Regions from separate parts of the Homo sapiens genome. Here region 2 is linked to region 1. A link is an interaction called in ENCODE POLR2A ChIA-PET data of the cell type or tissue named here. Cell type or tissue: MCF 10A. All regions are shown on one strand. Each heading gives the region's core, and the rest is flanking DNA. Links, peaks and the distances in the headings are about the cores only.

Region 1 (5,588 bases), core at 809-4,808:
TCGTCTCCACAAAAAATAAAATAATTAGACGGGCATGGTGGTGCCGGCCTGTAGGCCCTGCTACTGGGGAGGCTGAGGCGAGGGGGTCACTTGAGCCCGGGAGGCGGAGGCTGTAGTGAGCCAAGATCGCACCACTGCACTCCAGCCTGGGCACCTGGGTGACAGAGCTAGACCCTGTCTCAAAACGAAAGAGAGAAAGAGAGAAAGAGAGAAAGGGAGGAAGGGAGGAAGGGAGGAAAGCTCCAGGGAGAGTGGTCAGCCCAGCTTCTGACACCCACGGGGCCGGGGGAGGCCAGAGCCAGAACTGCCCACACTGTCCCGGGCTCAGCCACGGGGCCGGGGAAAGCGCCCCTCTGGTTCCAGTCCTGGGAACTCGCGGCCTGGGGGGTGAGGCAGCCCAGGGTGTGCCGGGAAAACACTGTGGCTGCTGCCCAGCCCTGGATGGGAAGAGCCCCTGGAGGAGATGATCATCCTGGCCCCAAAACGAGGAACTGTATCGGGAGGGAGCAGGCAGAACAAAGACGCCCTTGATGGGGGATTCAGGGAGGCCCGGGCTGCTTCTCAGGGCTCAGACGGGGCTGCCTGCACGCGCCGGACCAGCCGCCAGCCCTGAGGGCTTTTCTGTTCTCCTAGGTCAGTTTCATTGACACGGAGAACTCAGGAAATGTTTTTTTGGGGGGTTTTGTGTGCGTGTGTGCGTGTGTGCGTGCGTGCGTGTGTGTGTGTGTGTGTGTGTCTTTTTTTCTTCCTTTCTTTCTCTCTCTCTCTGTCTCTCTCTTTTCTTTTCTTTCTTTCATTTTGAGACAGGGTCTAGCTCTGTCACCCAGGTGCCCAGGCTGGAGTGCAGTGGTGCGATCTTGGCTCACTACAGCCTCCGCCTCCTGGACTCAAGTGATCCCCTCACCTCAGCCTCCCCAGTAGCTGGGCCTACAGGCTGGCCCCACCATGCCCATCTAATTATTTTATTTTTTTGTGGAGATGGAAGTCTCCCTATGTTGCCCAGGCTGGTCTCAAACTCCTAGGCTCAAGCAATCCTCCCCCCTCCTAGCCAGGCCTGGTAGTGTGAGCTCGTAGTCCAGCTACTTGGGAGGCTCAGGCAGGAGGATCCCACCACGGCCCTCCAGCAGCCTGGGCAACAGAGTCTTAGGCCAGGCGCGGTGGCTCACGCCTGTAATCCCAGCACTTTGGGAGGCTGAGGTGAGTGGATCATCTGAGGTTAGGAGTTTGAGACCAGCCTGACCAACATGGCAAAACCTCATGTCTACTGAAAATACAAAATTAGCCAGGCGTCGTGGTGCATACCTATAATCCCAGCTACTCGGGAGGCTGAGGCAGGAGAATCACTGGAACCCAGGAGGCGGAGGTTGCAGTGAGCCGAGATCACACCACTGCACTCCAGCATGGGCAACAGAGCGAGACTCCATCTCAAAAAAGAGAAAAAAAAAAGGGACCAGGCGCGGTTGTTCATACCTGTAATCCCAGCACTTTGGGAGGCCGAGGCGGGTGGATCACCTGACGTCAGGAGTTCGAGACCAGCCTGACCAACATGGTGAAACCCCATCTCTACTAAAACTACAAAACTTAGCTGGACGTGGTGGTGGGAGCCTGTAGTCCCAGCTACTTGGGAAGCTGAGACAGGAGAATCACTAGAACCCGGGAAATGGAGGTTGCAGTGAGCCGGGATTGCGCCACTGCACTCCAGCCTGGGGGACAGGGCGAGACTCCATCTCAAAAGGAAAAAAAAAAAGGCCCCTGCGCCTGGGTACGAGCTGGGCTCCCGGTTGTGGTCCAAGCCTGGGTGCGAGCTGGGCTCCCGGTTGTGGTCCAAGCCTGGGTGCGAGCTGGGCTCCCGGTTGTCGTCCAAGCCTGGGTGCGAGCTGGGCTCCCGGTTGTCGTCCAAGCCTGGGTGCGAGCTGGGCTCCCGGTTGTCGTCCAAGCCTGGGTGCGAGCTGGGCTTCCGGTTGTGGTCCAAGCCTACAGGACTAGGAAAAGGAGGGAGGGTGAGGGAGCCTGGAGCTGGGTCCTCCTGCAGGACCAGTCCTTTCTGCCACAAACAGCCCTGGCTGGGGGCCCAAAATGCCCCCTGGTTCCCCCTTGCTGTCCTCCACACCTGCAGAGGTGAGACAGGTCACTACTCTTTGAGCCTCAGTTTCCTCGTCTGTACAATGGGTCCAAAGAGCCATCAGGAGTCCCTGAGCTCTTGAATCGGGCTGTTTTGGGTGACCAGGGCCCTCCCAGCAGCCTGGGCAGCTAGACCCTGCATACAGCCAGGCTGGTGACTTCGGCCAGCTCAGTGTCCAGGGGAAGGCACAGAGCAGTGGCCGAGTTCACTTTAGTCCCCTCTTCCTGGGCAGCTCCACCACCTTTCTCAGGGACTCTGCCCTCTTCGGGAGGAGCCTGGGGCCTCTCAGCCTGGCTCCTGGACTTTGGCCCCAGCTGGCCTGGCCTGGCCCCCAGCCAGCAGGAGCCTCGTCTGCCCAGAGGCCAACAGAGTGAGGAGTGGAGGGTGGGTGGGGCTTTCCTGCCTCTCCCCGATGAGGACACTGGGGACCAGAGAGAGGGTGAGAGTCTGGTGGGAAGTCTCTCCAGCCAGGTGGGGGCCGGATCAGATTGGCCCTGACAGTGGGTGGGGGGCACCTGAGCCCGGGTCCATGGTTTGCTTTTTTCTAAGTTATCACACAGTAAAAGCCATGTGTACGTGGGGGTGTGGTTCTGTTGCCACCATAGTCGACCCATCAGCCCCATCACTCCAAACCTGTGAATCCCCGACCTTGGTGGCTACCCCCAACCTCTGGCAACACCTGCCTGCCTTCATCACCACAGTTTCTGTTTGTTTGTGTGTTTGAGACGGAGTCTCGCTCTGTCACCCAGGCTGGAGTGCAATGGCGCGATCTCAGCTCACTGCAACCTCTGCCTCCCAGGTTCAAACCATTCTCCTGCCTCAGCCTCCTGAGTAGCTGGGACTACAGGCGCCCGCCACCACGCCTGGCTAAATTTTTTTTTCTCTGAGACAGAGTCTCACCCTGTCACCTAGGCTGGAGTGCGGTGGCGTGATCTTGGTTCACTGCAACCTCCGCCTCAAGGGTTCAAGTGATTCTCCTGCCTCAGCCTCCCCAGTACCTGGGATTACAGGCACGCACCACCACACCCAGCTAATTTTTTATATCTTTAGCAGAGATGGGGTTTCACCATGTTGGCCAGGCTGGTCTTGAACTCCTGACCTCAATTGATCCACCCACCTCAGCCTCCCAAAGTGGTGGGATTACAGGCGTGAGCCACCGTGCCTGGCCTAATTTTTGTATTTTTAGTACAGATGGGGTTTCACCATGTTGGCCAGGCTGGTCCCCAACGCCTGACCTCAAGTGATCCACCTGTTTTCACTATGTTGGCCAGGCTGGTCCCCAGTGCCTGACCTCAGGTGATCCACCTGCCTCCCAAAGTGCTGGGATGACGGACTGAGTCACTGCGTCCGGCCTCCATCATTGTGGTTTGATAAGTGGAAATTAATTTTTATGATGTCCATTCGTATGTGTTTTTCTTTTATGGTTTAGGGTTTTTGGCATCCTAAGAAGTCATCCTTTGACCAAATTTCTGGAGATTTCTTCCGTGTTTTCTTTTATTTTTTGTAAATTAGGAATTCACTGTGGAAGTTCCTGTGTTTTCTTTTTCTTTTCTTTTTTCTTTTTTTTTTTGAGGTGGAGCTTTGCTGTGTCACCCAGGCTGGGGTGCAGTGGCGTGATCTTGGTTCACTGCAACCTCCACCTCTTGGGTTCAAGCAATTCTCCTGCCTCAGCCTCCTGAGTATCTGGGATTACAGGAATCCATCACCATGCCCGGCTCATTTTTTGTATTTTCATCAGAGATGGGGTTTCACCATGTTGGCAAGGCTGGTCTCGAACTCCTGATCCCAGGTGATCCACCAGCCTTAGCCTCCCAAAGTGCTGGGATTACAGGCGTGAGCCGCCGCGCTGGGCCAGTTCCTGTGTTTTCTTTTGGATGCTTCCCAGTGTAGGCTTTTGCGTTTAGGGCCAGGATCCATTTTATTTTATTTTATTTTATTTTATTTATTTTTTTATTTAATTTTTAAATTTTATTTTATATTTATTTTATTTTATTTTATTTTTTTTTGAGACAGTCTCAATGTACTGGACCACACTGATTGACTGTTTTGAATGTTGAACCAGCCTAATCCTCATTTATTCCAAGTGTGTGATCCTTTTTCCTGTGTTGAGGGACTGATGTGGTAATATTGTTGTTAGGGGTATTTTGTGTTGATGTCCATTAGAGGTACTGGTCTGTAATTTTCGTATAATGCCTATGGCAGGTTGTGTGGCAGGGTTATGTTGGTTTTATAAAATGGGTGGGGAAGTATTCCCTCCTCTTCTGTTTTCAGAAAGAGTTTGTGGGCCGGGCGCGGTGGCTCATGCCTGTAATCCCAGCACTTTGGGAGGCTGAGGTGGGCAGATCACAAGGTCAGGAGATCAAGACCATTCTGGCTAACATGGTGAAACCCCGTCTCTACTAAAAATACAAAAAATTAGCCAGGTGGGATGGCGGGTGCCTGTAGTCCCAGCTACTCGGGAGGCTGAGGCAGGAGAATGGCGTGAACCCCGGAGGCGGAGCTTGCAGTAAGCTGAGATTGCGCCACTGCACTCCAGCCTGGGAGACAGAGTGAGACTCTGTCTCAAAAAAAAAAAAAGAGTTTGTGAAAGCTTGTTATTGTTTCTTCCTTAGATATTTGTTAGGATTTGCCAGTGCTGCCCTCGGAGCACAGGATTTTCTTTGTGGGAAGGTTTCGGTTATTAATCCCCTCTCCTGCCTGTAAGATCTGTAGTGATGCCCCCTCTTTTGTTCTGGTTTTTGAGAATTTGTGTTTTCTCTAGTATTTTTCTTGATCAGGCTTGCTAGGGATTTACCAAGTTTATTAACCTTCTCATAACTAACTTTGGGCTCTGTTGATTTGTGTCTGTCAGTAGTCTGTGTAAAGTGCGTTGACCTCCTCTTAATTTTCTACCTTCCACTTACTGTGGGTTTTATTTGATTCACTTTATCTTTTTCTTTTGTTTTTTTTTTTTTTTTTTTTGAAATGGAGTCTTGCTCTGTCGCCCAGGCTGGAGTGCAGTGGCACGATCTTGATTCACTGCAAGCTCCGCCTCCTGGGTTCACGCCATTCTCCTGCCTCAGCCTCCCAAGTAGCTGGGACTACAGGTGCCCACCACCACGCCCAGCTAATTTTTTGTATTTTTAGTAGAGACGGGGTTTCACCGCGTTAGCCAGGATGGTCTCGATCTCATGACCTCACGATCCGCCTGCCTCGGCCTCCTAAAGTGCTGGGATTACAGGCATGAGCCACCGCGCCCGGCATTGATTCACTTTTCCTACCTGCTTAAGGTGAAACCTTAGATTATTTATCTTTTTTTTTTTTTTTTTTTTCTGAGATGGAGTCTCACTCTGTCACCCAGGCTGGAGTGCACTGGTGCAATCTCAGCTCACTGCAACCTCCGCCTCCTGGGTTCAAGCGATTCTCCTGCCTCAGCCTCCCAAGTAGCTGAGGTTACAGGCATGCACCACCATGCCTGGCTAATTTT
Region 2 (4,763 bases), core at 764-4,763, 77 kb after region 1:
CCCGGAGCCTGGGCTCTTTCTGCCCTGGAGGTTGGGGAAGTCCTGGGTCAGCAGGGGTGGGCTCGGGCGTCCTCTTCACCGTGCGCGTGTGTTGGGGGCGTATGTAGGTGTGTAATGAATGTGCGTGTGTACGAATAGGTAAGGGTGAACTCTGCATGCACTGGCTTCCTCGGGTCTGTACAGGAAGTGGCTCCGTGCCCCCCGCCTGGCCCCCAGGTATTATTTTTTCCGGACCAGGAAGGCCACACCGAGAATCAGGGCTATGGCTGCCACGGCCACACCCCCAGCCACCAGCAGGGGGTTGAAGTTCTCACAGGACCAGGGACCTCGGCCCCCAGGCCCCCCACTGGCAGCCTCATCTTCCTCCGCCCCGTCCCCAGGACCCTTGGGCTCCGGGGTTGCATCGGGACTGCTGGGGACCGTGGGGGCTGGCTTCAGGTTGCTGTGGTTGTTGAGAAGGGCAGGGTCGGCCTTGGCCGAGGTCTTCTTGGCAGGTGCCGTGGTGGGGGCTGCTGGCGGCTGCTGCTTCTCGGCCGGGGCCTCCTTCTTCGAGGGCTTGGTCAAGGGGGCTTTCCCATCGGCTGCCGGGGGTACCTTGGCCTCGGTGGTGACCTGGGGCACCTTGGTGTCGGGCTTGGGGCTGCTGGCTGACTTCCCTCTGGACTCCATGGTGGGCGGGGCGTATGGGACAGGCAGGTGGCTGCACCAGAGGGGCTCAGGACAGTTTGTCGCCCCTGGGCATTCTATGGGCCTGGAGGGAGACACAAGGGAGGCTGCGCGCGGGTCCAGTCCCCCCTGTGCTGCCCCGACCACCTGGTCCCCAGGCAGCCCCTGCCCAGTTCTCTGGACTCTCTGGAGCCCCAGCTCAGGGGCCTCCCGTGGGCCTCTGACACTTCTCTTTCACGGCCTGGACTCCATCTGTCCATGACCACTCCTCAAGGGGCCCCTCCAGCCGCAGAGGCAAGGGCCACGCACAGGTGGGAGGAGGTAGGGGACCCCACTGTGCTCCATAAAATGGCCCATGCAAATGCCACATCCTCCCACCAGCCGGGGGCAGGAGGCTCTTGGTGGGGAAGTAAGGATCAGGCCCAGAGAACTCGAAGGAAGAGCATTCTCCCCTCCAAGGAGGTGATCGGAGCCCCAGTGGGAGAGCTGACTGCATCCCCTCCTCAGGAGAGCATTCCTGCTTTGCAGAGATGGACACTAAAGCACGGAGGCTGTGACCTGGCCAGGGTCCCAGGGGGAGGAGGGCGGGGAGGGGCAGGAGCTGGGATCTCAGGCAGCCATCAGGGTGGGTGGGCCCACAAGAACCCAGACTTGAGAAAACTGGGGTGTCTCTCCAGGAAGTCAGCGTGGGGCTGTGCTTCCAAGGGCCGTCTGCCCCTCCCCAGCCTCTGGGGCCCCCTCCTCAGCATGGGCCGTGCCTGCCTCCAGCCCTGGAGCAGGGAGTCCTCGCCCAGCCCAAGGCTGTGCTGTCTCTGTGGGCAGAGGGTTCCTGGCGTTAAACAGGGTGGGCACATGCTGCACTTGGCCCGCGGGTCAGGGCGGAGGACAGGGTTCTGGGCTGTGGGAAAGGCGGTGCCCAGATTCTCAATGACCGAGGCAGAGGTGGGAAGGGCCCTGGGGGCCCAGCCGCCCTGAACCTGAGTGGGTCTTGCCCCAAAGCCCCAGAGGCCGCCTGTCTGCCTCTCCCAGGGAAGGATGAGAAATGCCCTCCAGACCTGCAGAGAAAGGGAGGCACGTTCCCCACCCCCCGCCAGGTGCATTGACCACACTGAAGGTCACCCGAAGGTCACAGCATGATGAGGGCGTCTCCAGAAGAGGCCCAGCTGCTGCCACCTCCCAGGGAAGCCCAGCCGTCCCTTCACCCCTGCAGTTCTCGGGGGGCTCAGCTGCTGGGCATCAAGTTTGCAAAGAGCAGGTGGTCTGCCCCCCCAACCTCGCTATTTGTGGCACTTACATCCCGGCCGCCGCCTCCCTCTCCCGGGATCAACTGAGCCCTGGAGAACTGGGGGGCCCGCGCGCAAACCCAGTGACCTTCAAGGCCCGGAGCCGCCTCCTCGCCCCGCAGGACGCCGCGCCCGCCCCGCCCGCCCCGCCCGCCGGGAGCCCCCCGCCTTACGCGTCCTCCGGCCTCCCCGGGGCTGCGCGCTCCTCCGCGGGATGACGGCGGCTGCGAACGCGGAGGAGAGCTCGGGAGTTTCCCACAATGCACTGCTCCCGGCGCAGGAGGGCGGGGAGGGGGAGGGGCGACCGGGCCCCGCCCCGCCGGGAACCGTGGGATCCGCAAACCCAGCTCCGCCTTAGATCCAGGGGTAGAAACTTAGGGTCCGAGAGAGCAACTGCGGGGTCCAAGTCCCATCTGGGACTGCCAGAGGCAGGAGGCGGGTCCCGCTCAGCATCCCCTCTAGGCCAGGGTGCCCCTTGGTCGGTGGGTGACGGGTCGGTGGGTGAGGGGTCGGTGGGTGGGTGCGCAGGCCTAGCCCTGCAGTCTGAAGGGAGCCAGTTATGGGAAGAGGGGACTGCCCTCCCCCGCCCCCAAACAGACCCCCAGACAGACAGCAGCATCTACTTAGAATATTTATTTATTCTCTGACATGACAAGACACAAAAAGTTACAACTTCTTAAAACTCTTCAAAAGAAAAAAATATAATTCTGTAAGCAGCAGCAGCAGCTTCCAAGGTTCTGATGTGACGGGAGGGGCAGCTCCCAGGAGCAACCGTGAACTGGGGGGGTCCAGGCCTGAGCCCCAGGTAGTGTCGCTGGGAAGGGGCCTCTGTGGAGGGCCCCGGTTTTGGGGACACAGCACCAGCACATCAGGGTCTGTCACCAACACGATCACATGGCCAGGGCGGGGCAGGGAGAGCTTCGGCTCACAGCAGGGATCGCCCGGTGGCAGGGGGGATGGGGCTTCTGAAGTGTGGTCAGGGGCCTTATGCCCGGAGGCGGGAAGGATGGGGCTTCTGCAGTGTACCCAGGGGCCTTATGCAGAGGCTGAAAAAGGAGGGTGGGCCCTGAGAGGACTTGGGGGTGTGGCAGCTCCTGGCCCTCCCTCCAGAGCAGGGCAGGCACCCTCAGGCTCCACACTGGTCCCAATGCCCGCCCTGCTCCCTGGCCAATCCCAGGCCAGGGTGGAGGACTCAGGAGAGACCAAGCTGGGTAAGTTAGTTCCTGGACGGGGTCAACAGAGCCTGGGGCACACACAGCACACAGAGCGCCTGGCCACGGCGGGAAGGGGGGCAGTCCCCAGCAGCCCCATCCCCAAGGGCCAGGCCAGATCCCCACAACACACACACGCATGCACACACACATACACACACACATGCACACAGACCTCACAATCTGGGCCCCAGCCTGGGGTGGGAGCTGAGGAGCCCACCAGAAAGTCCCACAGTGGGTGGCGGGCTTGCCCCAAGAGTCAGACCTCAGGGCAACCCCTCACTTGGGATTCCTGGCTCAACAGAGAGGGCAGGAGACCCCAGTCCTCTTGCAAGGCTGGCCAGGGAGGCAGAGTCAAGTCCTGCCAAGGCGACAAGAGCGGCTGGGGAAGGACGGAAGGGCTGGAGAGCCGCTTGGGTCCAGCAGATTCAATAAATAGGTTTGTGTGGGGTGCCTGTGTGGGCCAGGATGGCTGTGGAGACTGGAGCTGGTGGACTGGGGGTATGGTCCAGCCTGCCCGGCCCAGGCCCGGGGGCCCCCAGCCCAGAGACCAGCTCTGTCCCTGGGGGTGTTCAGGCCAGGGCAGGATTGGGGCAGGGGCTAGCTTGAGGAATGTAAAGATTTCTGCATTTTCTACATAAATGAGACATTGATCCCAACGGTGCAGGCAGCACCCCGGGGGGCTTGCGTGTGCACCACCTATGTGGACCCTGCACCCTGCCCCCTGCTGCCCCTGCCGACGGGAGGGCTGGGGAGGGGTCTTCCCTTGCTCCGTCCTGGGCTAGCTGCCTGGCTCCAGCCCCACACCGGCCCTGCCCAGCTGGCTGGGGTGGAGCGGGTGCTGGGCTCAGGCCTGGGGGTCCTGCAGCAGCCCCAGCAGGGACTCCGCGATGCCCAGGAAGTAGACCACCTGTGCGATGCCGAAAAGGGGCGCGATGACCAGCGCGCGGCAGTAGGCGCCCTTCAGGAAGGCCGAGGGGCCCTCGTGCCGCAGGATCTTCCTGTGGAGGAAGGACGAAAGGGTCAGCCCGGTACGCAGGCCCCCAGGCCCCACCCGCCGTGGGACCTCCCCACCTGGCACAGTCCAGGATCCCAGAGTAGGTGTCCTCGTTGACGCCTCGCTGAAGTGACTGGAGCCGCGTCTTCACCACTGCAAGGGGCGCTCGGGTCAGTGTGAGCCTGGCCAAGGGCTCAGTCCCGCCCCATCCCCAGCCGGGCGCCATCCCATGCACTGACCATCACAGGGGTTGACGGCCACAGCGGCGGCACTCCCAGCCACACAGCCGGCCAGGAAGGACACGTAGAAAGGCGACTTCTCCTCGGACGCCGGGCGGCCCAGCTGGTTCAGGTTGGCAAAGAGCGGGAAGTACACCACAGAGAAGGGGACATCCCTGTGGGGAGGGAGGTGGCCGTGGGGACAGGAGGTGGTGGGGTGGGCAGGCCGGCCTCCCCCTTCCCTCCCCCCACCTGCCCTGTGCCTCCTACCTGAGCAGCGTGGCCCCGAGTCCCTTGTAGAGACCGGCAATGCCACGGCTCCGCAGCAGGTCGCGGGTCAGCTGGGTGGCCGTGGGCCGAGGGGCAGCTGGAGCCTCCACTGAGGGCT

Evidence for each region. Peaks named below come from ENCODE experiments on the same cell type or tissue, not always from the same donor. Only the 100,000 strongest peaks of a DNase experiment are listed, where the experiment ranks them.
Region 2: POLR2A ChIA-PET joins it to region 1 with 5 read pairs; 10 of 35 experiments call an interaction of 5 or more read pairs at or near these places.

The regions. Positions count from the first base shown.
Region 1 is chr11:710,556-716,143 of GRCh38, forward strand. All of the region lies in intron 4 of EPS8L2 (EPS8 signaling adaptor L2), which reads left to right. Among named protein-coding and RNA genes, the nearest start is that of EPS8L2, 7.1 kb to the left of the region's middle. RefSeq lists an enhancer at 1-81. In MCF 10A, for the core only: no CTCF peak of the experiment used is centred there; a DNase peak (open chromatin) is centred at 2,456.
Region 2 is chr11:787,908-792,670 of GRCh38, forward strand. CEND1 (cell cycle exit and neuronal differentiation 1) reads right to left here and starts at 2,183. Exons shown (of 2, transcript NM_016564.4): 1 at 2,123-2,183; 2 at 1-751. The coding sequence starts at 669. The coding sequence ends at 220. It overlaps SLC25A22 (solute carrier family 25 member 22), which reads right to left. Exons shown (of 10, transcript NM_001191061.2): 7 at 4,646-4,763; 8 at 4,397-4,551; 9 at 4,235-4,310; 10 at 2,568-4,161. The coding sequence ends at 4,008. RefSeq lists a silencer at 2,094-2,323. In MCF 10A, for the core only: no CTCF peak of the experiment used is centred there; no DNase peak of the experiment used is centred there.